7 separate regions of the Mus musculus genome follow, and all the other regions are linked to region 1. Evidence: chromatin loops called from intact Hi-C (ENCODE). Cell type or tissue: left cerebral cortex. All regions are shown on one strand.

The links. Peaks named below come from ENCODE experiments on the same cell type or tissue, not always from the same donor. Only the 100,000 strongest peaks of a DNase experiment are listed, where the experiment ranks them.
Region 2: it touches region 1 in a loop (2.0-fold over the local background); 3 of 42 quality-filtered maps call a loop at or near these places.
Region 3: a loop joins it to region 1, with 19 times the contacts of the local background. A loop is called at or near these places in 15 of 42 quality-filtered maps.
Region 4: a loop joins it to region 1, with 1.9 times the contacts of the local background. A loop is called at or near these places in 3 of 42 quality-filtered maps.
Region 5: it touches region 1 in a loop (4-fold over the local background); 9 of 42 quality-filtered maps call a loop at or near these places.
Region 6: a loop joins it to region 1, with 10 times the contacts of the local background. A loop is called at or near these places in 9 of 42 quality-filtered maps.
Region 7: a loop joins it to region 1, with 17 times the contacts of the local background. A loop is called at or near these places in 21 of 42 quality-filtered maps.

Annotation. Positions count from the first base shown.
Region 1 is chr14:70,891,963-70,895,962 of GRCm38, forward strand. Gfra2 (glial cell line derived neurotrophic factor family receptor alpha 2) reads left to right here. Exons shown (of 9, transcript NM_008115.3): 2 at 3,810-4,000. Among named protein-coding and RNA genes, the nearest start is that of Gfra2, 3.9 kb to the left of the region's middle. In left cerebral cortex, CTCF peaks have their summits at 2,369 (motif pointing right) and 3,897 (motif pointing left); DNase peaks (open chromatin) are centred at 300, 813, 1,136, 1,965 and 1 more place; H3K4me3 peaks cover 2,870 bases; H3K27ac peaks cover 1,226 bases.
Region 2 is chr14:70,804,707-70,808,706 of GRCm38, forward strand. No RefSeq gene overlaps it. Among named protein-coding and RNA genes, the nearest start is that of Gm34442, 17 kb to the left of the region's middle. In left cerebral cortex, CTCF peaks have their summits at 866 (motif pointing right) and 2,109 (motif pointing right); DNase peaks (open chromatin) are centred at 2,202 and 2,463.
Region 3 is chr14:72,292,112-72,296,111 of GRCm38, forward strand. No RefSeq gene overlaps it. Among named protein-coding and RNA genes, the nearest start is that of Gm41205, 110 kb to the left of the region's middle. In left cerebral cortex, a CTCF peak has its summit at 1,848 (motif pointing left); DNase peaks (open chromatin) are centred at 334, 741 and 1,755.
Region 4 is chr14:71,090,596-71,094,595 of GRCm38, forward strand. No RefSeq gene overlaps it. Among named protein-coding and RNA genes, the nearest start is that of Gm34757, 75 kb to the right of the region's middle. In left cerebral cortex, a CTCF peak has its summit at 2,139 (motif pointing left); DNase peaks (open chromatin) are centred at 1,848 and 2,182.
Region 5 is chr14:72,185,428-72,189,427 of GRCm38, forward strand. No RefSeq gene overlaps it. Among named protein-coding and RNA genes, the nearest start is that of Gm41205, 2.9 kb to the left of the region's middle. In left cerebral cortex, a CTCF peak has its summit at 2,105 (motif pointing left); a DNase peak (open chromatin) is centred at 2,088.
Region 6 is chr14:71,528,522-71,532,521 of GRCm38, forward strand. No RefSeq gene overlaps it. Among named protein-coding and RNA genes, the nearest start is that of Gm34819, 90 kb to the right of the region's middle. In left cerebral cortex, a CTCF peak has its summit at 2,147 (motif pointing left); DNase peaks (open chromatin) are centred at 2,148 and 3,948.
Region 7 is chr14:71,669,072-71,673,071 of GRCm38, forward strand. The region is part of intron 1 of Gm34819 (a long non-coding RNA gene); the gene reads left to right. Among named protein-coding and RNA genes, the nearest start is that of Gm34819, 51 kb to the left of the region's middle. In left cerebral cortex, CTCF peaks have their summits at 1,542 (motif pointing left) and 3,096; a DNase peak (open chromatin) is centred at 1,525.

The DNA of each region.
Region 1 (4,000 bases):
GTGTGTGTGTGTGTGTGTGTGTGACATCTGCTTTTAGTCCAGGTGCTGTTCTGCTTGTTGGTAGACCAGAATGAACTGGCTACCAAGCAGGGATCAAGAAATCACCTTTACCTTCAGCAGAAAAGGGCTCTGGATAGCCCAGACAGGGAGGTAGCCTTTGCTTATGGAAGATATGCATGGTCTAAGAAGTGCCCTCCAGATTGTAGGGGATTTGTAGTCAGGGTGAATAGATATTGGCTGTATCTTTGCTTGCTCACAGACTTTCTACCTCCCAGCTATGCATTCCCAGGGGACATAGCCCTGCCCTGGGGTGTGGCCTTCACCATACTTGCTTTCTCCACATGTCAGTAACCCTGTGGGTGGGAGGGACAGGGTAGGAGGGTAGAAGATGCTCTGGGCTCACTTTCATCCCTTTCCAGCAGCCTTGGGGGAAGTGAACTCTCATTCTGAATGAACTGTCACAAAATTTGACCTTATCTTCATTAATGGTCTGAAAACGTAGCTTTCTAGGGTCTTAGAATGATCAGAGCGAAGAAGAAAGCATTGCATTTCAGGTAAAAAGTGGCCAGATTGCCTGCTGTTGAGTTACACCCCTCCCTCATAAAGGATGCATGCTTCCAAGTATAGGGGCCCCCCTCTGAGGGGCAGTGGTATATGAGCACAATACCCTCCAGTATCAGACCCCATGTTGCACATTGGGTGATCCTAGCTGAGGAGTCAGTTCTCCTCAGATGTGGCAATGGGCGTCCTGCCCATAATGGGTGTGTACACGTATTTGCACGTATGTGTGTAGAGATTATGAGCCGAGAGCAGAGATGTCCGCCACTGCCTGCTCCCCAAGGGCTGAAATGGAAAGTGGAGGAGGAGGGGGTTGCCTGATGCCTCCTTGAGTTATGCCCCTTCAGTCCCCTATCCCTCAAAAAGTCCCTCTCCAAATCAGGGCAAAGGGTTCAAGGGAATGGCAGGCCAGGGGAGTCTGAAAAGCTCTGACAGGCTGGGATGAATGGTGTGAAGGAAACTTAAATCCAAAAGCCTTTTCCTGGCTAGATGACTATATAGTTGGGAACCACTTGGAAAGTCTGTTTAGTGTGGCGGTTCCTTAGCAGTTTGGGATTTCAGTCTCAAATCAGCAGTTTGGCTGGGGCCATGTCCCGCCCCCTTCAGATGCCTTTCTCAAAGGTTCTGAGTGAGACCTAATGTCAGAGGACTTACCTTATAGAGAAAGGGCTTTTAAACCCAACCATCCAGATTTCCAAGGTTGGCATAGGATGCCATGGAGAGAGGAAACAGAGTGGGCAGAGCACCAGGCCCCCCGTGGTATTCTAGCACATTCTGGCTGTTGAGGGGACTGTAGACACAGGAGGGCAATGTGGACCTCTGCCTTCCCCTCCCTGGCACTCCCTGGAACTGGTCCACACTGTCTATTCTTGATAATTCCAGGTTTTCTTCCTCCAGGCCACGAAGGTAGCCTTTTCTTCTGATTCTTGGCTAGCCTCTCCCGGTTACTGTGTTTCCCTTCTCTGCTTGGGCTTGGTTGATTCTGGGAGTTCTGAAGCCGAGTCCCAGAGATAGGGACAATGATCAAAAGGATGTCCTGGTCCTCTGCAGAAACTATTCTTGCCCTTCATGAACATCAGTTGACAGGATGAGGAAGCCCTTTGAGACTGGTGTGGGAGCCAGTAAAGGCTTGTGTTAAGGATATCAAGGGAGATTTTGGCTTCAGCTGCAGGGCAGGCCAAGACTGACTTTAAACTCGTGTAAGTTCTGAGCCCATAGAAGACCCAGCCAGAGTGCCAGCATGTCCCATTCTGTGTTCCGCTTGGGCAGTTAAACCTTTAGCTCAATCAGGTGGAAGGTGAAGTCCTATGGAACCCCGGGACAAAGTCAGAGAGAATGCAGAGCTGGCTGGCTGCCTGAGAGCAGCTGACAGGTGCGAGTTGGGGGCGTGGTAGTTCAGCTGTTCCTGGGTGGCCCAGAGGCACTAGAGTCCTGTAAAGGGATGCAGGAATCTGCTGAAGCCTTGAAAGAAAGCTGCTACCTCAGCTGTAGTGGAGGACACATCTCAGGCTAGTGCCTGGGCAGACCTTGCTTTCAGCAACTTCCACTTTGTATGGGGGTTTCTACGACTTGTCTTGTTTCAGTGTGGTTACATCCTTCCGCTCTTTCTGTTCTGGGCCAGGGTTTTGGTCAGCAAGAGAAGAAATTTTCCTTTGCTGTAATTGGAGCCTCCTCCATCGGGAGGCCAACTCCCTTTCATCTCCTTTGCTGTTTCCAACTGGGAATGATCCCCCTCACCCCCCCCCCCCGCCCCTCCCAGCTCTGGGGAGTGACAGGCTTGCTGTGTGCAGCTCTACCTGTAGGTGTCGCTGTCTCCCTGCAGTAGCTCCCCCATGAGCAGGGCCTCCTAGGGAGAAGGCCTGAGCGTGGCAGCTCTGAATGAGGATGGAGTAGGGGGATTCTGCAGTATTCTGAGGAAGGGATGACTGACCTAGAGTTTTATTCTCTTTTGGGTGGGAGGGAGTGGAGAAAGCCTCTCAAATTATTCTTTGGGTCCTGCAGAAGGCAGTCTTTGCTCTGGCAGAGAGATGTGGCTTTTTGAGGGGGCAGGGTCTGGAGTTAGGGCTTTAGGAAGGACAGGGAGACAGGAAGATGCCGCCTGTGTCTGGAGGAAACCATTTTGGAAGCTTGGCTTTGAAAGGGTCCGGCCAGCTTCTCTCTGCCCTTCATGTCCAGTCCTCAGGCCCCTCCCTTCTGGGGACACTGTGGGAGGCAGATAAGAGGGAGTGGGCTGAAGCCATACTCAGGCTGGAAGGCAGGGCCCAAAGGAGGAGAAGTCTTTTCTTTCTAGAGTTGATTTATTAATTTGCTTTAGGAAGGATATATAAAAAAGACAGGATTTCAGAATAGTGTATGAAGGAAAGGAAAGAGAGAGAGAGAGAGAGAGAGAGAGAGAGAGAGAGCACATTTAAAAGGAAAAGGTGGTGAGGTCGGTTGAGAACAGAACCCTTGGGAGACAGGAAACAGGAGATGATGGGAGATAGAGATGGGAGAGGTCATGATGGGGAAGCAGCACGGGGAGTGGGTTTGCCCCTGTGCTCTGGTTAATGAGGTCTCTCTTGCAGGGAGCTGGGGAAGAACTTGGCCCGTGCAGACACTTTGCCAGGCCTCTGTCTGGTGTGAAGTTGGCAGATACAGAAAGGCAAGGCCCGAAAGGGGTCTTTGCTTCTCTCTGCTGGGCCTCCTGGATTGAGTTAGGCTTGTCTCTGGTTGTCTTCTAAAGGCCTAATGATAACAGAAATGACGAGACTGAGGGGCTGGAGGGGGCTTGCTGCTTCTCTGTGTGTGACCTTGAGTTGGACCCGAGCTTCCCTGGAATTTGATGTTGATTGAGTTCTTCCTAAGTTTCAGACAGGCTCTGAGGGTTAACTGACTTTTGGAGCCTTGGATGGAGCGGAGGTTTGTCCACTGGGAGTCGAGACAAGATCCCTTTGCATAACCCTTGCCACTCCATGTTGAGGCCATGTCATTCTGTCTGGACTATTGGCATCTTAGCCTACTGGCAGTTTCAGTGAAGGCCTTCCTGGATTTAGCATGCTGTGTTCCACCACCTAGGATTGCGCTCAGGAGAAAATGAATGTGAACCATGGTTGTAGGGGAGCATGGCTGACTAGGTTGGGTCTACGTTGACCTTGGTCTTGGTGTACTTTGGTATGGAGAGGGTAAGAAGTTCCTTCAAACCTTAGGCCTACATTGGGGTCAGAGACTATGATGACCCTCATTCACGCTTGTCTTCCCTCCCCACTACCCAGACGAAACCCTCCGCTCTTTGGCCAGCCCTTCCTCTCCGCAGGGCTCTGAGCTCCACGGCTGGCGCCCCCAAGTGGACTGTGTCCGGGCCAATGAGCTGTGTGCGGCTGAATCCAACTGCAGCTCCAGGTACCGCACCCTTCGGCAGTGCCTGGCAGGCCGGGATCGCAATACCATGCTGGCCAATAAGGAG
Region 2 (4,000 bases), 87 kb before region 1:
GCCTGTGAGCTCCTCCCCTCTCTGTGCTGGATGGTGACTGGCTTGATCTTGTTCAAGCAAGCACAGCTGCGATGAATTCATAAGTATACCAATCCTTTAAGGTCACGAAGACACCATTTTGTCGGGTTCCCTCAAACCTCTGGTTCTCACAGTCTTTCAGCCACGCCCTGAGCCTAGCGACTACCCCCTGGCTTATGGTTTAATGCATAGGTGACATTAGAAGGATACGTGCAAAGTCCAATCAGAAGAGGTGTCCCGTGACTGTTACTTGTTATTTACTCTCCTGATCTGCGATTGACTACAGAAGTTTAAAGCCATACCACTTCCCCTCGTTGACTTTTCTCTATAGAGACTCTAAGGTTTTGTTTTTTTTAAAATTAAACTTGAGGGTATGATGTATGTATGTATGTATATATGTATGTGTATTTAATGTATGAGTGCTCTGCTGCATGTACAACCATGTGCCAGGATACTTACAGATGTGGTTGGTGAGAATTGAACTCAGGACCTCTGGAAGAGCAGACAGTGCTTTTAACCTCTGAGCCATCTCACCAGCCAAGTTTTTAAAAACATTATTTATTTATTTATTTATTTATTTATTATATGCATATGGGTGTTTTGCTGCATATATATTTGTGCACATGCAATGCTGGAGGAGGCCAGAAGAGAGCTCCTTTGGAACTGGAGTTACTGAGTCACTATATGGGTACTAGGGTACTAGGAATTGAACACAGGCTTAGTGTCTGGCTGGTGCTCTCAGTGGCTGGACCACTTCTGTAGCATCTCATTGGGCTCCTCTGTAGATATCATTAAAAAAAAATATATTATATCTAAGTACACTGTAGCTGTCTTCACATGCACCAGAAGAGGGCACCAGATCTCATTACAGATGGTTGTGAGCCACCATCTGGTTGCTGGGATTTGAACTCAGGACCTCTGGAAAGAGCAGTCAGTGCTCTTAACTGCTGAGCCATCTCTCCAGCTCCCGTCTTAGTCTCTGCTATGTCTTTTAGTTTTTAAGAGTATGAGATTTAAAAAGAAAATTGGTCATGTGATCACCCCTGACCCTACCCTGTGATCTTGGAAGTGGACTTGCAGATGATTTTTTTCCCCCAAAACCTTTGGGGATTTTTTATTTCAGTTTTCCACCAGCCCAGGGAAACATTTATAAAGCAAGTTCAGTTTTGTTTTGTTTTTTGTTTTTGTTTTTTTTTTGTTTGTTTTCGAGACAGGGTTTCTCTGTATAGCCCTGGCTGTCCTGGAACTCACTTTGTAGACCAGGCTGGCCTCGAACTCAGAAATCCACCTGCCTCTGCCTCCCGAGTGCTGCTTTGTTCTTTGTAGTGAAGACTTTCTGAACACTTTGACTATCGGGTGATCTGAGAATCAGAGGCCCTCTTGACTCTTCTCAATAGAGAATCCCTATGCCCTGGAGACTATAGGAAGTTCCATGCTATGGAAGGAAGACGCATCAGACAAGTGGGTAGCAGTCATCTGGGTGTGTGGTGAGATGGGGGCAAAGCAGGCAACTGTTGGGTGGAGTGTGGCTGAGGACAGCCTGACTCCTGGAGCCTCATCCGTAACTGGAGAGAATTGTTTTCACGCAGCTGCAAGGGCCAGAGCCATGCCTGTCACTCAGTGAGTGTTAATGATCTAATAAATGTTGGCTGCTTTTGTTCTCTCTCTTCTTCTCTTCTTAAAAAGATTTATTTACTTTTTTATTCATGTAGTATGTGTCTCTTGTGTATATGCCAGTGGAGGCTAGAAGAGGGGTATCAGATTCCCTGGGGCTGGAGCTATACATGATTGTGAATCACACAACATGGGTGTTGGGAACTAAACTGTGGAAGAACAAACGTGCTCTCATCACTGAGCTATTTCTCCAGCTTCCCCACGCCTCCTTCCAATACAAGGTTTCTCTGGGTAGCCTTGACTGTCCTAGAACTTTCTTTGTAGACCAGGCTGGCCTTGAACTCAGAGATCTGCCTGCTTCTGCCTCCTGAGTTCTGGAATGAAACGTGTGTGCCACTACTGTCCAGCCTTTTTTCTTTCTTGAAAATATTTATTTGTATTACTTTAATATATATGTTTGTGAGTGTGTGCTATGCACGTTTGTGACAACAGGGGGCAGTAGAGGGCATTGGATCCTCTGGAGGTAGAGTTATAAGCAATCTTGAGCCACTGAAGGTGGGTGGTAGGAAGTGAACTTGGGTTTTCTGGAAGAGCCGCAAAGCCAGGAGCCATCCCTCCAGTCTCTTGTTTTCTGTTTTCTTGCTTGTTCATCTGAATAGGCTGCAGACTGAGCCAGGTGTCTGGGGAACCAGGTCACTTGCTTTCTAGCTGTGAGTGTGAGGGGCATGTTCCTTCATTTCTCTGTTTTCTCACATGTAAACACCCCCCCCCCCCCTGCAAGATGAGGGGTGGGTGGACTAAGTGATTTCCAAGGATGTTTCTCACCCACACAGTCTGTGATGCTAGCACTAGTGGTGTGAAAAGCAGAATATGCCTTCAAACAGCCCTTTCGCCAGCAGAGCGCTCCGTGTGGAATTGACTGTACCTCCCCATCGCGATTTGTTGAAGTTGAGTCTTTGGGACTTGGCACGTATGTCCCCATGAGAGTCACCTTTTTAAGTGATGGTTGGCTTTCCAGGGCCAGCTCATAAAACTTTGCTTACTTTGCAGCAAAGCAGAAACGCTGCATTGGAAATGGCAGGAAACAGTACTGTCACAACACTAGTAATTAAACAAAACAGAAAAGCAATTCGATTGAATAGGCACTCATTTTTTATTTATCCGGAATGATGGTGCTTAAGGGAAGGAAGCAGGTTAAGGCAGAAAGAGTGCATAAGGAGGGGCCGCTGTGACTTTCCTCCTGGGCTCTCAAAGGGTTTACACTGAGGCTAGTAGCATAAGTTCTTGAAATTTCCGTTTGGGTTGGAAATGAAAGGGTTTTCTCTCTACCCACTTTGGCTTTTCTTTATTATAATGTTGGCCTAAGTCCTTCTCTCATTTGATGGCTCCTATAACAAATTGGACCAGACATGTCCAACTTTTTGACATGGTATCAGGGTGTTGTTATCTGTGTTTTTCCTAAGAACAGGGCAATGTAGCTATTAAAAAAAAATTGCCACCGGATGGTGGGTGGTAGTGGCGCACGCCTTTGATCCCAGCACTTGGGAGGCAGAGTCAGAGGCAGATGGATTTCTGAGTTCGAGGCCAGCCTGGTCTACAGAGTGAGTTCCAGGACAGCCAGGGCTACACAGAGAAACACTGTCTCAAAAACAAACAAACAAACAAACAATGCCAGCAAATACCATCATATTTTAAGTAAGTTTATAATTTTGTTTTGGGCGGCATTCACAGCTGTCATCTGTCTCTGGGTCACTGGTTGCATGTGCTTAATGGACTTCCCAGGGGAAAGAGGAGGGGGACAAAGCAAAGAGGCAAAAGGTGAATTAGATCCTAGACCTTACAAACGAATGGTCCTGCAATGTTTTGTTGTGCTGTGTGCATAGCATCTTAAAGTCTAACACGAGAAAGCCAACCTAAGGTTTCAGTGTGATGATATAGCTGAATGGTGACCATTGGCTGGCAGCAAGGGACTAGGAGTTAGACAGACTTCCTGGTAGGCAGACACGCAGAGAGAGGGGCCACGGCTAGGTAATAGAGTGAGTGAACAATCACGATGGCTGGCTTCTTCCAGTCCTCTGGACTTGTGGAAGTCTAAATAAAGCAGAGACCTCCTGGGCTTTTACAGTAAGGAGCCTGGTGATGGACAGGTCGACCAGTTCAAAGCTGTTAGGACATGTTTACAACAGATGTGGGCCAATCAGCTATCCTTTCTTCAAACAGGCCAATCTTAAATTAAAGTTCAGAGACTTTAAAAACTCCCAGGCCTCAAGAAGGAGCCGGTCTTTGACTCCCCTCTCCCAGTGCGGCTGTCTCTGTGGATCTGTCTGTTCCTGTTGGCTGTACCTGTGATTTCTCCCCATCTTCCTGC
Region 3 (4,000 bases), 1.4 Mb after region 1:
TTGGCATGCGGAAGACTGTTGTTTGGGGCCAGCTGTTTGATCATGCTTTGATCAATATCAGTAATGTGAATTCAAATTAATGTGACCACAAAATCCCACCAGCTCAACAAAAACGCAATTGTCCATGCTTTACTGTAAGTACCACTGTGACTATAACTGCTGGTTTCCTGTCTTCATACCCATAAGGTCATGAAGCTTGTCTTACTCATGCTCTGCCTAATTGGGGTTCAGTAAATGCTTATCCACTGACAGCTGGCCTATTCTTTTGCCAGCTACCCAAGTATTCCCTTCTATCTGCTTGAGCTGATTCCAGAGAAACCCAGGATCAGGCTTCTACTAGGCCCACTCTTTGTGTCCATTAAGGTGTGACTCTGTTCGGAGATTGCGTTTGTATCTCTAAATTCTGTGTGTCCTTGCCCTACCTGGCACCTAACCTCACTGTCTTCTTTACATGCAACTCAGACCCTTTGTGCATTCTGCCGTGTATGCATGCACAGCGGGGACCCATGTAACTGGGCCTGAGCAACAGGCATGAGATTTGGCTGGAGCAGCAATGGTGTCTAGCTATAACCCTGTGTTGAGATAAAGGATGGTTCAGGAGTTCCTTAGGCACTGTCAAATAAGTGTATCAGCAGAATGGGAAGTGGCAGAGGGCAAAGTCTGCCTGTGTAATTCCCAGCAAGTGATCACATCTCCTATGCTCTGCTGAGCTACTGAACAAAGCAGCCTTTAGATAAGCAGTGCTCAGTGTGGGTGGCTCCCAGCCAGCCTTCAAGAGGAGCAGACTGCTCCACACACTCACCAATGAAGCTGACCTCCCTGGAGGGGTCCTCTGCTGGCCTCGGTGTCCTTGAGGCTCCTGCTAGTATCTGTTCCGCATTCACTGAACACCAAGGCCATGCACTATGGATAAAAAAAAAAAAAAAATACCACCATCCCCGCTGCCAATTACCTACCAGTCCTGAGCCAGAGTTGAGAGTTCCCTTAAACAACAGAAGGATCACATTCCTGTTCAGCAACCTGCCATAGCTTCCCACTCACCGTCACTAACTCATGCTGACTTCCAAGCAACCATCCCTGACCGGGACCCCAGATCGCTCCCTCTTTGCGGGTAAAATGTCCTCATTGTGCCAGCTCATGCTCCCCCTTCTCTTTGCCAGGTAAGCTATGAGTTTTTAATTTAAACCCTGCAGGAACAAGCTCACGGCCCATTAGCCCAGTGAGCTCCTTCTTTTTCTGAAGTCTGGTCCCACCAACAGTATGCTGCAGCCTTCCACTACAGCATTCTCTTAATCTCTCCTTGTGCCTCTTTCCATCCCTGTCCCTCTCCCCACTCCCCCCCCACGCCCACCCCCCACACACACACTCAAGGTTTTGAAGAATAAAGACTGTGTAAACTTCATTCTGTGCATGAGTCACTGGCAAGACCTTCTTGATACAGGCTTTTCCCAGCAGTCAAGCAAACTCCTCCGAATAGCTTATGCCAGTCTCAGCACTGTGCCCTTCCCTTAGTGACCATAGATAATCCCTGACATGAGGAGAAACTACATGCCCATCCTCAGAGCCTACTGAGGAAACAGGAGGTCACACCTGGGCACATTAGTAACCAGGTGTGTTCATATCCAGTCTGAGGCTCTTACCTCAGCTGGCCAGGGGTGTGAAGAGGAGCTAAGGACCCTGGAGGGTGGCAATGTCGACATCTGCTCTTCTATGAGAGGTGGCCTTGCAGCCACTACGACTTACCCCATGAGCCAAAACAAACACCTACATCAGACCACACCTACATTTTCATTACAGGCCTCTTGCTCAACACCTTATCCTGGACCTGCCTTTCAGAGATTTACTATTTTGTATGTTAGACTATTGCCATCTAGTGGCCATCCATAATAGTTTCAACCCTCCCCCCCCCCCTTTTTGGTATGTTTTCTATGCATATGAGCATTTTGCCTGTATGATGTGCACCACACGTGTGCCTGCCTCCCTCAGAAGTTATAATAGGGCATCAGATTCTTTGAAAAGTTACTAACAGTTGTGAGCCATCATATGTGGCCTGAGTCTCAAACCCAGGTCCTCTGCAAGAGCACTAAGCGCTCGGAGCCTACACCCTTGTCTCAAAGGGAGCCATCTCTACACCCTTGTCTCGAAGCCGCATAAATGCCCACTTGTACCAGGCGTGGTGGCGCATGCCTTAATCCCAGCACTCTGGAGGCAGAGGCAGGAGGATCTCTGAGTTCAAGGCCTGATCTTTAAATGGGGTTTTCAGGACAGCCAGGACTACCCAGAGAACCCCTGTCTTGAAAACCCAAACCAAACAAACAAAATCAAGTGACCGCGGCAGAGAGATTCCCTGTTCTCAGTCACGGACTTGAGTGCACTGACTTCACTCTCAGTAACACCCTGGGTGAAAGAGTTTCTGAAGAGCTCAAGAACAAGAACGGAAAGCATGGAGGGAAGAAAAACAAGGAAGAAGGGAGGGATGGGAGCCAGGGAATCTTGCAAACCCTAAATCTGTAGCTACAAAGGGATGTAGAAAACCTCGGCTGAAGGAAGGAAGAAGGAAGAGCAAAGGGAGTCTCGCAAACCAGGGATGAGGAAGTGGAGCAGGTGGCCTGAGGGGGAGAAAGGCAAGCCTGGGGTGGGTAGACAGTGCAGATGCACCAAAGCTGAGCTTGACCCTAGCTTGAACCATGGAATTCCATTCTCTTCCCAGAGACGCTGCCCCCTGCAGAGTCACCTGCTTCCTGAGATGGCAAATCATACCTCCCAGCTCCTTTCTCCATTTTCCAGTCACCGGAGCAGCTCTCAGTCGTCTGTGCTTTCTCACCAAGGCTGACAGCTAGGGTGACAGGTACCCTAGCAGCCTCGGAACAACCAATGGCTAAACTCCCAGTCCACCAACCTCTTCCCTTCACCCCTCTGCCCCAGGCTCTGTTTTCCATATTCTACCTTCAAGCTTCCAAGCTCCATTACAAAGAAATATTTTCTCCTTGGAGGAAACATCGTCTACCAGGGTGGTAACCTGCCTGTCTCTGATGCAACGCTGCCAGCCTCTGTGCCCTACCCCGGAGGCCACTGCCTCCTGAGACTGTTAAGGTGATGAGGGGGGCTATTAAGCAAATTCATTATTGACTATTCCACATTAGATTCTATTTTTTTCCCCTTTGATGTCAACACAACTAATAAAAATGCACTTTATCTTAGTGGATTTATGGGCTCGTAAAGATGCTTTCATGTATCTCGGGGAATTGGGATTAAAAGAGAATTAAACATCTTCGCAGCAAACCTGCTCAGGTAGAGGGAGTCGTGGGAGGGACTGGAGTCGCGGGATGGGGGTGGGGCAGAGAACAGCGAGTCAAGGGCAAGAAATAAACCGAAGTAAAAACCTGGCAAAAATATGGCTTTAATATATTGTTAGAGAATAAAAACCTCATAAAAAGTTATCACCAGACACGAGGAGTGTGTAATGTCGCCCATTGTGATTCTGGGAAGGAACCTGCTGGGATCCGAGTGTCATTAAGTCTAAGTAAACCGGGAGCTGGCAGAGAAAGGTGCGCAGGGTGAGCATGGCAGAGCTACAGGAGAGGCAGCCTGTCAAAAGGCAAGGAACAATGGGACAGGAAACGCTGGTGTCTAAAGATCCCTGGTCCTGTCCTGCAAGGAGAGGCTAAAGAACTGATATATAGGCCTGGCTTGGGGCAACCACCCCAAGATTTCACAGGAAAACTTAAATCTCTGGTCTTAACTGGAGGGAGGGGGGCGGAACTGCCTCCTCCAGGACCCAATGCAACGGCTGAATAAACTAAAGCAAAAGTCTTTCTTGGTATTTTTTTTCTCTCCTCCCAAATCCTGGTCAAGTCTCCATTCCTGCAGCTTTTGCCATCTCCCCTCCCTCTGCTTCTCCCCAACCCTCATGCCCAGGTGCAAACTACTATTATCTGTCACCTAATCTAGCACAAATCCCATTCTCATTAGCATCCTCCAAACTCATTCTCTCTCTGCA
Region 4 (4,000 bases), 200 kb after region 1:
CGTGGTCTTCTAGGCTCCAGCTGCCTGTACTCCACTGCTGCTGCTGTTCTTGGTGGTCATCTCATGGTACTGGCATCTCCAAAACACTGCTGTCTTCCGCTGTAACTAGGTTTCACCAACAGCCTCTCATAGGCTCTCTTCATGGTGCCAAGCTTCAACTCCTTTGCATGACCCCTTCTGTCCTGGGCCATCAATTGCAACTGAGGTTGCACCTTCACCAATGGCCTTCCATGGCCTATCACAGTGCCGAGCCTCAGCTGCTCTGCATGACCTTTTCATGCTGTCAAAACCAGTACCACCTGGGTGACTCTTACACATTACCAAGTCCTGCTGCAGCACGAGGTACAACTTTGGCTATCTCTGGAACAGTCTCTTTGTGCTCTCAGTAAGCACTTCCCAGAAGATGTCACCTCAATGATGCTGGTCTCATCACCGCTAATTTCTTAGCTCCAGCTAACCAGCATCAATAGTCCCAGTAATGCAAAAGTTTCAAGGCAATACCCAAGGCAATGCTCAAGGCAATGATAGAGAAATGCTCAAGGCAATGCTCAAGGCAATGCCCAAGGCAATGCTCAAGGCAATGATAGAACAATGCTCAAGGCAATGCTTAAGGCAATGATAGAACAATGCTCAAGGCAATGCTCAAGGCAATGATAGAGAAATGGTCAAGGCAATGCTCAAGGCAATGCTCAAGGCAATGCCCAAGGCAATGCTCAAGGCAATGATAGAGAAATGGTCAAGGCAATGCTCAAGGCAATGCTCAAGGCAATGCCCAAGGCAATGCTCAAGGCAATGATAGAGAAATGGTCAAGGCAATGCTCAAGGCAATGCTCAAGGCAATGATAGAACAATGCTCAAGGCAATGCCCAAGGCAATGATAGAGCACTATGCTGCCTGGAGCTGTACTAAGGATCTTTAGGAGGTCAGGGTACTCTCACGCTCCATCATTTCAAGAGTTGAAGTGTTCTGCTGTGTGAAGGATGGTCCCTCGTCCATGGCCGTCTCTGACAGGCACCCTGGAAGACCATCCCTTCCAGAGTGCAGAACCCTAGGGGAAAGGCCTGCACTGCCTCCTAAAGGAGGGATCAGCAAGCAATGAACATCAGTTGCAACCCAGGTGAGGGCAACAAAAGCAAACCTTGCTTCCAGGACAATGGTCTAGAGGCAAGGGGCGCTTGCCTTTTTCTGAAACCACAGTTTAGCGCAGGGTCGTAGTTTCCTGGCTTTGGAGTTCACAAAGGGGAGAAAAATAATCGTTGGAAATCAATATAGGGACCAGCTTTGTGTTTTGCCAAGAAAAGATACGAAGGGAAAACCCTGCTGTTCTTTGTCACTGCTCTTCCTGAGTGGAAGGGATGCTATGACATCCCCACTCCAAATGAGAGACAAAGGTCACAGTCTCACAATGGCAGGCAGTCCTTTAACTCCAATCCATCTGGCCTCAGTGGCTCTTTCCACTAATTTTGCTGAGGCTGACAAAATAATTTGAGCTGAAACTTAGTTTATTCTTTCTCTCCCTGTTTCTGTCTCTCTGCCTTTCCATCTCTGTCTCTAAATTGTCTTTCTCTCTCCTTGACTCTGTCTGTGTGTCTGTCTGTCTGTTTGTCTGTCTCTCATGCTCTCTGTATCTGTGTGTGTGAGAGAGTGTGAGTGTGTGTGTGTGTAGGTCTCTCAAGTGGATGTGTATTGGCGGTATAGTAATGCATGGGTTATAAGCAAAGGTGCATGCAGGTGTGCATGTCCATGAGTAACTGGATGGGGAGGAGAAGGGAGTGTGAGGAGCTGAGTACATGAGGAGCTGCGGGTGTGAGTGTCATGAGGGGAAAGGTGAAATGAGTGAGTGTGTTAACAAGTAAGAGTGTGAGCCCGATAGAGAAGGGAGGTGAGACATTCGAGTTTTGGAAGCAGATATGTATGCTGGGAGGAGAAGTGAGACATGTGTGTTAGAAAGCAAGTGTGTGTGCACGCGTGTGGGCACACATGTGTGCAAATTATTCTCAGGACCTTTTCCTAATGATTTCTGGTTTCTGGGGACACTTTAGTCCCTCTCAACCTCCTCTAACACCCTGAGCACTGTCCTCTGTTCCTTCACTCTGATAACCGCCATCTGCTGACCGTGCCCTGGTGGAGGAGAGCCCAGTCAGCACGGGCAGCAGCTCTCACATTTCCTGCCAAGAAGAATCACTACTCTGCAACAGCTCCCTTACAGTCTCTGACACCTCCTCACTCTGGGGAAGCAGAACTGGGCCAAGTCTGTCCAAGGCAGCAGAGGACTGGCTCCCTAAGGCGCTGGCCCTTCTTAAGCCCCTCACATGGTCTCTGACCTTGAGACAGTGGCACTGCCCTTCTGGCCTTCTGCATAGGAGACAGCCATGATTAAGCTCTGAGCTTCCTGGAGAGGGCTTTTGATTCTCCCTACTTGCTCTCAACTGCATCTGAAACTCCTTGAATGAGCCTGAAGTTTGCCTTCACTGGTCCCCAGTGCACCCTTAAGCCTCCTTGTTGTTCATTGCCCATCAGGAGAGCAACTTGCTATATTTAATTGACCACATCTGGATCCTTCCCCCCACGCCCCTGCAATCCCGGATGTCCACCTGCCCCCCCAATCCCGGCCATCTCCCAGCCAGATTTAGCATCATCTTTCATCCCTGTCATTCCACTTCCGGTCTTTTTGTTTCTTCTTTTCATTACTCCTCTTCCACTGAAACTTTCTCTCCATAGAGCCCTTCAAAGGTCAAGTACAAGGCCACCTCCCCTAGAAAGGCTTTCTGCTTAGCACCCAGGCCCTAAGGCCTCCCCTCATTTATAAAATACATTGCTCTCTCCTTGCTCCCCAACTTGGCCTCTGCCTTGCCTTTTGGCTGAGATATTAATGTTTGAGCTTTTAAAATTCAAATTAATCTCTTCTGGCCCCCTGTGCTGACTTTGCCCAATTGTTTTTGAGAGCTGTACTTTTTGTTTTATGGTTTTTAAGTTTGTCTTTTTATGGAGTCATTTTTAAAAAACACTTATTATTTCTCATTGATTTTACTTCCTTGTTTAGTGTTTTCTATAAAAGAGGGACCAGGAAGCAGCTGCACGGTGTTGGCTGACTGGGCACTGGAGGCAGAGAATTCTGTATCAGTTCCCTCTCCTAGAAGGGAGCTGGACTGGAAGTGGCACAGGTAAACTCACTCTGCCTCTCTGAGCATCAAGTGTTCCTTTTGAAATGGGGCTGAAAGGTCAAGGTCTCAGGGTCATCATGGAATTGTAGTGGGTGGTTGAGCCAGTAATATCTGATGATTTGAGTTCAAGTCTCTGTATTCACATGGTGGAGGGGAAGCTCAATTTCTTCAGTTGCACACTTGTGCTATGGGGCACACTCTCTCTTTCTCTCTCTCTCCCTCTCTCTCTCCCCCTCCCACCCCCAATGTAATATGGAAAACAAACACTAAACTACAGTGGCAAATGGAAAATGATCTTAGTAATTTGCATATGTACCACCTTACACTTATAGTCACTCTTAGTCATATTCACTGGTGCCCATGCCTCTTTGTCTAAACTTTGTCATGACACCTCGAGGTGCTAGCAAGTGTGCATCTGACCACTCCAGAATCCTATGTGAGCAGCTACTCTGAGTGGCTCGCCATTCTCCCACATACATTTAATGTATGTCTGGTATGTTAAAACTCTTGCCCGTGTTACATTATACATGCCAGTAAAATGGCTGCTGTGACAGTGGAGACACTTTTCATGAAGGGTGGGACTGCATCCCTCATTTATTTGGCCACTTCACTCTGTCTTTATGTTCTTATCCACAATATTTACTCTTTTCCATAACCACAATGAAATACCTGAGCTTGGGTATTGTCTTAATCAGCATTTTATTTCTGTGAAAAGACACTATCAGGGCAGGAAGCATGGTTGCATGCTCTGGCAAGGTGGTGGAGAAGTAGATGAGAGTTCCACATCTGATGCAGTAAGAGAGAGCCACCGGGCCTGGCTCAGGTTTCTAAAACCT
Region 5 (4,000 bases), 1.3 Mb after region 1:
CCAGGAAAAGAGCCCTAGTGACAGGTAGTGTGGTTTCATAAGGTTGTGTGGTCCTTTGAGACCAAGGCTGCTTTGTGCTTTGTGCTCACTATTCTTACAGCCAGAGGGGCAGTAATGGCCTGAGCCTCATGTCACAAGCATCACAATGGAAATAGCCTTCCAGAAGCCTCACTCTAGCCTCCGATCTATTTGGCCAGAATCAAGTCATGTGACAAAACATGGCTTCCTGGAGAAGTGAGAACTGTACTCTCTTGCTGGCTAGTCCCATTGAAAATATAGCTCAATAAAAGCTAGAATCTCATTGGAGAATGAGATGGAAATTAAATATTTGATGCATAAATACTAGACTCTTTCCCATCCAGTGATTAGGAGTCTAGAGAAATATCCTTGACATAGCACACAGGAGGCAGATAAAAAGCTGTTCATTGGTGTGAACTGAAGTGAACTGTTAAGAGAAATAGGGGGGAAGACTGGAGACTTGGTAGAGTGGATACACTGTTTGTCATATAAACATGTCTTAAATTCAATTTCCTAGAACCCATGTGTATTCATTACAGTGATAAAACAGCAATCGAGGAAACTTATAGAAAAAAAGAGCTTATTTGGCCATTGGTTCCTGGGAGATAAGAGTCCATGATGGCAGAGCAGAGGCATGGTACCCGGAACAGGAAGTTAAAAGCTTACATCTTGAGTCACAAACAGGAAGCAGAAAGGAAACTGGGAACACAGCATGTGGCTTTGAAACCTCAAAGCAAGTTCCTGGTGATATACTTTCTCCAGCAAATCCACACGCATCCATACAAGGCCAAATTAGTCAAACATCCAAACCAATGGAAATGTCCTTATTCACACCACCACACCATGTAAAGGCTAGAGGAAATAGTAGACCTGCCCAAAATACCAAGGCAAAAAATCCCTGAAGATTCTGGACCAGCTATCCTGATGTGCAGAGGCAGGAAAACAAGAGGCTCTGCCTCAAAGAATGTGGAATGTGACCACCAACACCGGAGACTATCCTCTCAACTCTCAACTCTACTGACACATATGGACTCTCTCTCTCTCTCTCTCTCTCTCTCTCTCTCTCTCACACACACACACACACACACACACACACACACACAGACACACACATAAACAAATACAAACACATACAAATACACACAGAGAGAATTTAAAATAATAATGCAATAAGAAAAGAAATTTTTTAGTAAATAAGGATCCAAGAGTCTAAGTCCAGAGTCTTGCAGCCTCAAGAAGTAACTCACTCAGAAGTCAAAGAATCTGCAGCCCATTCAATTGCACTCTAACTGGCCCTGGTTTATGTCACACCTTGTGTCTGCTTGTATTTGCCAAAAACTCCACAACCTCACGTGCACCTGCATGGCAGCCCTCTCCTTCTTTATTGGGCCTTCCTTCCTTCCTTCTTTCCTTCCTTCCTTCCTTCCTTCCTTCCTTCCTTCCTTCCTTCCTTCCTTCCTTCCTTCCTTCCTCTCTCCCTCCCTCTCTTCCTTCCATCATCATTATACACAGTAAGAGTTGGAAATAGGCAAGGGGAGGAATAATCCTGAGTTGCCCATCAGGTGATGAAATCTCAGTATCACCCAAAAAGGCAGCAAGCCATAGTCTTGTTTGGTAACTATGGAAGCTGAGCCTGATGGAGCAGGTATGGATATTGCATCAGAGAAGCAGGAGATGGGGCATCCAACAGAAGATCTACTATCAAGCAGCAAGTAGTTCTGATTTTCCCCTCCCCCAGGACCTCAGTTTCATAGTGATTCAATTAGAGATATCTCATTCTCCTTTCAACAAAAGATGCCTTCCATTGTTGAGTTATATTACAAGTGGCTATGTCTCTTACAAAGAGACTTCACCAAATCAAACTAGCTATTCTACTCAGCACCACCCCACTCCCAGCCCCAGTGCACTCATTTGTTTTGCAACTCTGCATCTAGTTTCATGAAACACTTCTCTAGCCATCCCTTGTGAGATGAAAATCCTATGCCTGCTCATACCCTCCAAACTCCCCCCACCAATCCAGATCTCACCAGGCTAATGTGTTTTCAGGTTGGTATGTTTGTGAGTGCTGCCACCTCCTGGATGTTCGTCTCTGGGCACTCCAGCTGGACAATCAGCCCTTGTGCTCTCTGGGACCAGTGATACATCTCAGAAAATGCCTTTGTTTGTTATTTACACTATCGTCCCCAGGACCCCATCTGTTACCCTGAACCCTCTTTCTGATGTAATTGAGATTTTTTTTAAAGTTAGATGCATGAGAGCCCCATGTACAATTATTCACCCTACATGCCCAGTTCCAGGCTCTGGGCCAAGGTTCCACAAAGATAATAAATACCAGGCACTAAAACTAGCTCGTCAGGCTGGTGCTCTGGGAACTCGATGAGCCTGAAGCTTGTGCCTAGCAACTCTGTTCACTGCTCTTCTTGAAGTGGAAGTGGGGGAGCTAGTTCCTTAATCCTGCTTGTAAACCACTGGAAAGCCACAGAGAGCTATAGGTGATAGTCCCTCCCGTGCATGCCAATCTCAGTCACCACCATGCCCAGACATAATCACCTTTCACCCAGGAAGCCTGGGTATGGAAGAAATATGGTTCTGGTAAGATAATAGGCACAGACATAATAAAAATCTGGAAAAAAAAAAGCTAGAACTCAATAGAATGGTAGAAATCCTCAAAGTTCATGGAATGCAGATGCAAAACACATCCCAAGCCATTTCCCAAGTTCAATCAGTCAGCATTTGGCTGAGCTGAAACAAGATCTGGTGTCTCCCCAGGTTCTCCTTCAGGACCCAATAGAACCTTAAATCAAAAGTAGCAAGAACAGATACAGTAGAAGAGTATGCATGACAGTTGAGTAATGAAGTCTAGTAGCACATTTTATTCAGCAATTTGTTGTTCACTGCGTTGAGTTGCCACATGTAAAGCATATGTAAGATCTTATACACAAAGCTCTTGAGTATACTAATGAAAATAACACATGCAAAGCCCTTAGAATGAGACCCTTCACACAGTAAATGTTGACTGTATTATCTATTTATCTATGTGTAACTAGATTTTGTTCTCTGTGATGCTAATGAGGTTGTCTATGCATTTAGCCAAAAACAATAGGCCAATAGCTCAAAGTCATTTATCATTAAGAAAACAGTAAGGGTTCTTGCCATCCAATAAATAAATAGGACAGACGGTACAGGATTGACAATGTAGCAGTTACCCAGACACTTCCAGTTCTTTCCAGCTAACAACCAAGCAATAGGGCAACCTTGGGTGCTAGATCTGGGTCTATGAGCTTGAACATTAAGGGTGGAATCTATATTCATTCTTCACTGGTCTGCATCCGGATTCTGGGAAACAGTAAAATGAACTGGTTAGTGGAGAATTGCATGGCTATTGACAGACACTGTTTCAAACATTTCCCAATTAACCACCAAGCTCAATCCAATGAGAAGGCAGCAAAGCGAGCGTGTCCACGGTTAACAAAATGTTGACCACATAAATGTACACCCTCAGACACACCCACTCTTCCTTCCCTCTGTCACTATGGAGGAGCCTCCAGGGCTTCCCACCCTGACAATTCTTTGTTGTCATCCAGACCCCATCCTTCCTTCTCACCTACTCAAAGCTATGGCTTTTAGGCAACACTCCTCACTGATCTATTATCCTGGGTTATAAAAAAGCAGAGTGAAAACACACAGCTTTCCTCCCACTAAAACTAAAACCTACATGGGAAATAATGGAACCTCACATTGGGGTGGGGGGCGCTCCCCTGACCCCACTTACCCCTAACTTGCCCTTCATTTCTCTCCTTTATCAGAACTCGGCGAAATCGTTCTCTATATCCATGGCCCCCAGTTTCTCTTCCCAGAACTCTAATCAGTCTCTTATCACAAGGTTGCCATTAGACTGCTTGCCTGGGGCTTGCCATATCTATTGCTTCAGGGCTCACCATTCATCTACCAGATCCATAACCAATGGTAGCTACAATGAGCC
Region 6 (4,000 bases), 640 kb after region 1:
CCTGTGTATGATTAGTTCCTAATTTGCAACTGAGCATGGTAAGGGCCCTGGTTATTAAGTGTGTGGACTGTTAGTAGATGCAGAGCCTCTGACTCCAGACTCTGTGTTCCTTCTCTGGGTCTCTGGAGAGGAAAAATGAAGAAGAGAATGAGAAAGAATGGGAAGCAGGGAACAGGGGAGGGAGGATTATGGTAATCTCTGATTTTTTTTTTGGTGGGCTTGCAGAGCTTGAATTGAATTGGCAGAGCATGGGACAGATGAGCCAATCAGCCTCTGAATGCCCTTTATGAATGTAGGCGCCATGGCTCTTTGGGTCACTGGGTCATGCGATGGTATGGGGATCCAGAAAGCAGTGAATGGAATCTCTTAGGCTCACCATCCAATGAAGATAAATGCTTGTTGGCCAATCATCATTATTAAACAGTTCTCAGCCACCTGCATCACTAGTTTGGGGTTTCCCAGGCCCAGCAAGAACTATACTAGCGATAAGAAATATACACTGTGCTAACCACTTTCCAGGAGTTACCTCACCTTTCCAACAGCCAACAAGGTTGTTGTTAACAGTACCATACTTTACCCAGAGAGACAGCTCCATTAATCTTCCTTGCCATCCATTCTTTAATGACCTAGCTAAAAAGCGCAGCTGTTTGTGCAGATGTGTTCATAGTCTGTCTCTGGCAATGTAAATGGAAGGATGGCAACAGTGGACTAGTTATGGTAAGGGCTGCACGAAAGTACTTCTATTTAGTTTTGGAGTGTAACCCTTAGGCCTACCTTTTGAAGTAGTGACAGATGACTAGGGAGATATTCTAGATTCAAACCATTTCTGAAGACATAATACAAATCCCTGGAGGTGGGGCGATCACTGATTCTCCTTCCTCAGCCTCCTGTACTGAAGATGGTCCAAAATACTTGTCAGCATCAATACCCCCTTTCCCTGCCTCTCTCCTTTCCTCATTCTGTTTTAGGGTGGTTGGGTATATTACCCCTTTTCATGTGTATTAAAAGTCATACTGAATATGATTTAGGTTGCAAATAAGGCTTTGCTTTACTGTTTTTAAGTCTTTATCTACAAGTTAAAATATGTTGTCCTTATCCTTATATGTTCCAATATTATTAGTGCTTACAGCCTCTGCACTGGGTATTAGTAGCATGTGCTAAGCCTTTAGAGGTTTGGCCTTCATAAGCACGCTCTGCAGGACTTGGGGTTGTGTGAGAACTGCCTCCTACCAGCTTGCAAAAGCTGACTGCTACAGTTTCAGAAATCCGGTGAGTAGGTTATTTTAAAGCGGGCTGTTACTAAAAATAAAATTATATAAATTTGCCATTAGATAAAATGCATTAAGAACAAAGGTAATAAACACAATAGAGCCATTAAATATTTACCAGAACACTACTAGAAATACTATTAGCTTTGTTTTTATAGATGAAGGAACTGGGGTTTTTCAATAAAGCACACGCCAAGCAGCTGAGAGGCAGATGAGGGTCAGTTATTTCAAAGACGCTCCCATGAGGTAGCTGCTGTCTCCACTTGTTGCTACGTATTATATTTTGTTTCCATATAGCTCATGGGGGTGGGGACTGATGTAGGTTTCTTAGTTCTTCAGTATGGTTTGAGTCTGTCTGGTATGTTCCCCATAGGCTGGTGCATGGAGTACTCGGTCTTAGTTGGCGATTGTATTTTGAAGGTTATGGAGCCTTGAGGAAGTGGGGTCTGGCAGGTGAAAGTATTATTAGGAGAAGGATTCTTAGGTCCTATTCACCCCGTGTTCTGGCTTTTCTACTCATCACGGTACAAAGAGTCTCTTCCACATAGTTGGCTAGCATGACTGTATCAGATCCTCTCACTAGGATGAATTGAAATATCTCTGAAGCAGGGAGTTAAAACAAACTGGCTCCCATCAACACTTTGCTGAGGGAAATGCAAAATTAACCCCAACAGTCTCATTCTGGCCAGTGGGGAAAGCCGCACACCATCAGCCGCAGAGGAATCGTGGTTTAGCGGGTTACACAGCTTGTGATATGAAAAGTATGGCTAGAGGTCAGAGTTCACCAGCCACTATGCCAGGAGAGAGCACAAGGGAATCATTTATTCCTGGTTGTAAGTGTCTATTCATTTCTCCTGACATCTCTGCCTCCTAGTGGACAAAAACATCCCAGAGAAGTTTGGAGTCGCAAAGCATCATTCTCACAGAGGATGCTCAGCACTGAGGACAAAGAGCAAACTCCAACTCTCTGGTAAAGAACAACAATAAAGGAGTTCTATCTCCAGGGGCCGTGGAAATGCAGAGAAGGAGAAGAGGAGGTGCTTGGCGTGTCTTCACTGAAAAGCTCCAGATCCATAAATATATCCACGGGGATGCAGGACAAAACATAATGTATAAAAGATTGAATAGAAGATATATTACGCTATTGCATAGCAATCCTGTCTGCAGGAATTTATAGCTTCGATATATTCCCCATTAAAAGTGGTTCAGCTAGCTGGTAGAGAAGCTCAATTCATCTTGCATCTGTTGCAAGCCATCAATATTATGGTTTGCCCATTTAAACTGGAAATGGGACCAAATATTTGGGCTATTTACAATAAAAAATATGAAAATCTTTGTATTGGTGTTCATCTCCTAAGTTCTCTGGTTTAATCAGGTGTCTGTTTACATAGGCTCAGAGAAAATTTCTCACCTGTGAAATTGCTAGGAGATGGGAGAAACTGGAATGAGGAGAAATACAGGGTTTCAGGTTTCTGTTCCCAAAGAGGTGGGCACATGCCCCTGCCACGGTGAATTCAGCTCTGCAGAAGGTCCTTTAGACACTACAGGCCAAGACAAGAAGGGTATTTGTATCTGCAAGGGTTTGTGTGCTTAGGATAATGAGAGATGGGCAGGCTAAGAGTCAGAGAAAGGAATGCATATAAACACACAGCTATCTCCAAGTGTGGTCAGCTGCTGCTGACAGTCTCCAAACATTGGGGTTGTGTTCGTAGGAAAACAGCTGTTCTGGGAATCTCTACCTGCAGCAGTGTTGGTAGCAGCACTAGGTAATCATACTGCCAGAATTCCAATGTGTTCTATTTATTGATGTTCAATGGATTCACTGCTATTGTCTCAAAGCAAACTTTAAAAAAATTAAAGTAGAAGATTGGTAATCATTGCACAGGGTGCCCCGTGCCTCCTGTGCCTTAACTGTGTTTCCCAGCTCAACTTTCTCCATCTGCACTCTCCCTGAATCTTCTAGTCTGAGAACTGCCCTAGATCACCTACTTGGTTTTCACTCCCCTTGATTGATCTCACTTAGCCATACTCTCAGGTCTAGGGTCCTGGCTTTGAGTCCTTGGATTCCAGTGCATGCCCAGCCTTTCCGTAGAAAGCTTAGTTATGCATAGCCCACAATAGCCATTTTAACCCTTCATCAGGGTAGAGGTGGAAATGCACACTAAGATTTTCTTGCATTTGTGCCTTGGTTTGATTTGTCCAATAATGCTTCCCCTTTTCATCCTGGGTTTGTCCCCGCTTACAATAGCGCTCTGTTCATATCAGTGGAATTTTCTTCACAAGCCTTCGTCTTGTCGTTCCAAATATTCCATTTGAAACAACCCCCCTCCCCTGGTGCCACCACATCTGGGCAGAACTCAGTGCCAACAGCCTCCTGTCAGATGTTTTTAGGCAGAGGCCCCTCTGTGGCCCAGGGTTCTTCACTGTAGCCTGTAGTCCTTACAGCCCCGAGCTGGCAGTGTGGGGAGAGGTCACTCAGTTCAGCGTCGGTGGGGTTTGCATCCTCCTCCTTGAGACACTCAGAGTGTCAGTCTGCCCTTTCTGCATGCAGCAAGGGCTTTCAGGGCTATTTTTAAAAGCCTACCGCACTTACTATCTGCGCCACTTACTATCATTCGGGTGGTTAATCATCGCTGTCTGAAAGCGTCACTTCCTGACAGAGTGGTTGGTATAGAGACGAGGGCTGTGGTCCAGTGGAAAAGCAGGACAGCCAGGCAGCCTGGGCAGGACTT
Region 7 (4,000 bases), 780 kb after region 1:
AGCCTTGGCTTAGCCAAGACTGGTGAGTAGTTAGGATGGCATTCTGTTGATGTGACAATGACACATTCTCTTCCAGTGAGACAAAGAGAACCGAGAGGAGGTAAGTTCATCTTTCCAGAATCTCCTTTGAGTATTCAACACCACAAACCCGAATCAAGATGTTGCCAGCAGATAAGAAGCAAGGAGGTTCAGAAGAGCTAGTGAGTGTCTAAGACTACAGACCTGTCTGCATCTTGCCCTAAATATTCCTAGATTTGAGTCCAAGGTCCTTATATACTTTCCATGGCCCTTTAAGTTCCAGTATCAGGGAACAGAAGGAATTATATCTCAGATCACGACAGGTGGATGTGACTAACAGGCCATTCTGTGTAACTGTTCTTGGACTTCCTCTGCTAATACATCCCTCTTAGGATCTCACTTACTGTGCATATGCATGTGCCCCTATATACAATCTACACAGAATCCTTAGGTCACCCCCACCTACACACAACGATTCATGGTTTCCCAGGTGATTGTCATTATTAACTGACTGGATTGAGAATCACCTTGAAAGAAAACCTTTGAGCATGTCTCTGTGAGAGTCTCTTGATTGAGTAAAGTCGTGGGAGAAGACCTACCTAAATGTAGTTGGTACCGTTTTGAGCCCAGGCCTCAGCCTTTGTATAGAGGAGAAAATGATCCAAGAACCAGCATTCTTCTTGCTCTGCTTCCTGGCCGAGTGCACAAAGTGACCAGAAGCCACTAAGACAGACTGTACCCTGAAACTGTGAGCGAAAATAAACACTTCAATTGATTTAGTTAGCTTGTCGCAAAAGCAAGAAAAGTAACTAATATGCCTAATTAGCACATTGCCATCTATATATTACCTCTTTACTTCTAGTCAAGGCAGTAAAGACACAGAAATGCCAGACAACTGGCCTGTGGGTGCACCATTGAGTAATGGCTGAGCTATGGCCAAGACCACTCTTCAGTCTCTTCATTACAGTGTTTCCCAACCTTCATTAAATACTTAGGGCTTGAGCCTTTTACAGACCACCTTGTTCCCTGTGAAAATGTGGTTCGCCCCAGTCCCCCTTGAATTCATACCCCAGACTAGAGACGAAGACAGCCAGCTGAAGAGAAATCAGGAGAGAGAACAATGCTATGGAAAGTCACCCACAAGCAGGAGCAGGGCATGAGTCTGCAAAGGGTCTATGTGCAGCAGACCATTCTAGAGCAAAGGCTCTCTGCCATGTAACCAGCTTAGTGAGCCTGAGACTTAGTTTGCTCGTCTTCAAACCATGAAGTGGCAGTGTTGCCTATGATGTTTATGCTCCAGATGTGGCAGATGGAGTGACTGCTTCTTTCTTCACTGCCCTGCAGCATCTCAGGCTTCTTCCTGGCTGGCCATGAGCCTTAGAAATGCCCAGGAAATAGAATAGCAGCTGTGGAGAAGTTTGATCCTTAAGCATCCTATTCTCCACTAAAGGGTGGCCACTGTTACTCCCTGCCCCTGTGCTGTCTGTCACTGCCTCCTGGCCTGTCAGCTGTGAGGCCAGCTTGCCCCCTGCTGGCCACCCCGCTCTAGATGGAAAGTAGTAGGCTTTGACCAGGCAGCATCTGTGCTGAGGGGTCTGGGAATCCTCTGTACTCAGAGTTGGTTGTGGGGGAGGGGGCAGGGCTATACTAGAGAGTGTATGTTGGGGGGTGGTGGGGGAAGAGGGTCAAGCTGAGTTGATTTTTCTCACTGTTTTAGGGGTGAATGACTTCCTGACATTCAGTTTGCAAATCTCCCTGACACAGTCCAATTGAAAATGTATCCTGGTGGCAGTTTGCTGTCCAGGGAATTGAGAAAGGGTAGGAGGAGGTGAATGCAAAGGAAAAGGAGGAAGGGATGGAAGAAGACAGAAGTTACATCAGTCCCACCAGAACAAGAGTCTAAGATGTATGTGTGTGTGAGTGTGTGTGTATGTGTATACATGTGCATGTGTGTGAATGTGTGTGAGAGTATGAATATGCAAGTCTGTGTGTGCTTGAGTGTTTCTGTGTGTGTGTATGTGTGAGTGTGAGTGTGTGTGTGTGTGAAGCCTGGGTGTGCTTGAATGTTCATGTGATTATGTGTGTGTGTGTGTGTGTGTGTGTGTGTGTGTGAGAGAGAGAGAGAGAGAGAGAGAGAGAGTGTGAGTGAGTATGTGTGTATGCATGTGCATGAATGTGTGTGAGAGTATGACAATGCAAGCCTGTGCATGCTTGAGTCTTTATGTGCTTGCTTGCTTGTGTGTGTGTGTGTTTGTGTGTGTGTGTGCATGTGCATGAATGTGTGTGAGAGTGTGAGAGTATGACAATGCAAGCCTGTGCATGCTTGAGTCTTTATGTGCTTGCTTCTGTGTGTGTGTGTGGGGGGGGGGTGTTTCAGTAAAAGAAAGAGACTGAAAAAGGCAAAATCAGAAAGATAGAGGTACAATAAAAGTGTCAGAGATATGGAAACAGACAGAGATACAGAGACAAACTAATGAAAAAAAAAACCAAAAGGACAGATGGGGAGGAGGAGAAGGAAGGGAAAGAAGAGGAAGACAGGGAAGAAGAAGAAGAGGGGGAGGAGGAGGAGGTAGTGGAGGAGGAGAAGAAGAGAAGAATCTATGTACTTCTCTAGCATAGGCTGTCATCTTTCCCTTGGGTTCAGGGATCAAATCTGAGACTGGAGCCTGAGGCTGTAGAAATCACTGGCTTTGTGAAGCATACTGCAGGACACAGAGGCCACCCTAGACCTGGCAGGAAGCTGCACAGGCAGTCTGGCAGCACCCCAGGCATAGGTGCTCTGATGAAGGGACCTCAGCAAACAGAGCATCTCTTATCTTTCCGGAACAGTTAAATCCCTCCACATCAGGCACAAATAGAATCCATCCCTGAGAGGTTGGGCTGCCCCATTGCCAGTCAGAGGCTCCACTTGCCTTTCAGTTTGGTCTTAAGATGCGATGGATACAAATTGCAAAGGTTTGATCAGCTTTTGTGCAGAAAGCAAATTTTATAGGAAAGGAGGGGGGAGGTGGGGGGAGGGTGGCAGGAGACAGAGGGGAAAAAAGCTGAAATAGAAAAATTGCTGAAAAGCCTCCTGCAGGCTGTCAGGAGCATTAACTTAGGATGATGTAGGAGAAACGACTAAGTGGTTTCTGTGTCAGCTACACTGAATCAAACATGCTCAAATATTAGCCTGTGAGTATGGCAACCAGAGAACCCACCTCAGAAACAGAAAGCAGTCTCTGTGTTTAAAGGGTTTCTTATGTTTTGCAAATATAAGGGAAGCTATGCATAAATTACCTTTGAAAGAGGGAGATGGATGGGAGATGAGCTGTTACACATTTCACTGAAAGAGGGGAATCATTGGATTGCTTGTACCCCATCTCAGAGGGAAAGCAAAGGGGGGCAAAGAAGAGACTGGCTCCTGAGAGCCAGAGAAGTGAGGCAGAGTGAAAGAGGAAAGGCCTGCTCTGTGAGACCTGCAGAAAGCAAGGGAATTCTGTCATTTCCTCTCTCCAGAAGTCTAGGTACTTCCAGCTATGTAACCTTCATCTCTTCTGCTTTCTTGTGAGGGAGTAAACATATGGAAGGTCTCAGCACAGGGAGACTAGGGTGCTGGCTCCCAGCCTTTGGCATTAGGCTGTCAACCTGTGACAGTCAGCCACCTTCCTAACTACTGATGCATGATATGTAATTGTAAATTAATTTAGCCATTAATTAAAAAAAATCATTTAGTAAAGATGAATAATGTATACTACGAATCAGGCATTATTCTAAGTGCTTTGCAGGTGATAATTTATTTAACTGCTCTAAATTGCTATTATATAAGGAAGAGGAAAGTGAAGAGCAAGGAGATCCCCTTTTTCAGGGACACGCCTTAGCCAGACAAGGAAGGAATCACACCTTGATATACATGCTCCTCTCTTTGAGCTCAGGAGACCCTGACTTACTTCTAACCTGACATGGCAAAGGTGATGGATGTCACTGTGTGGCCATGCTTTTT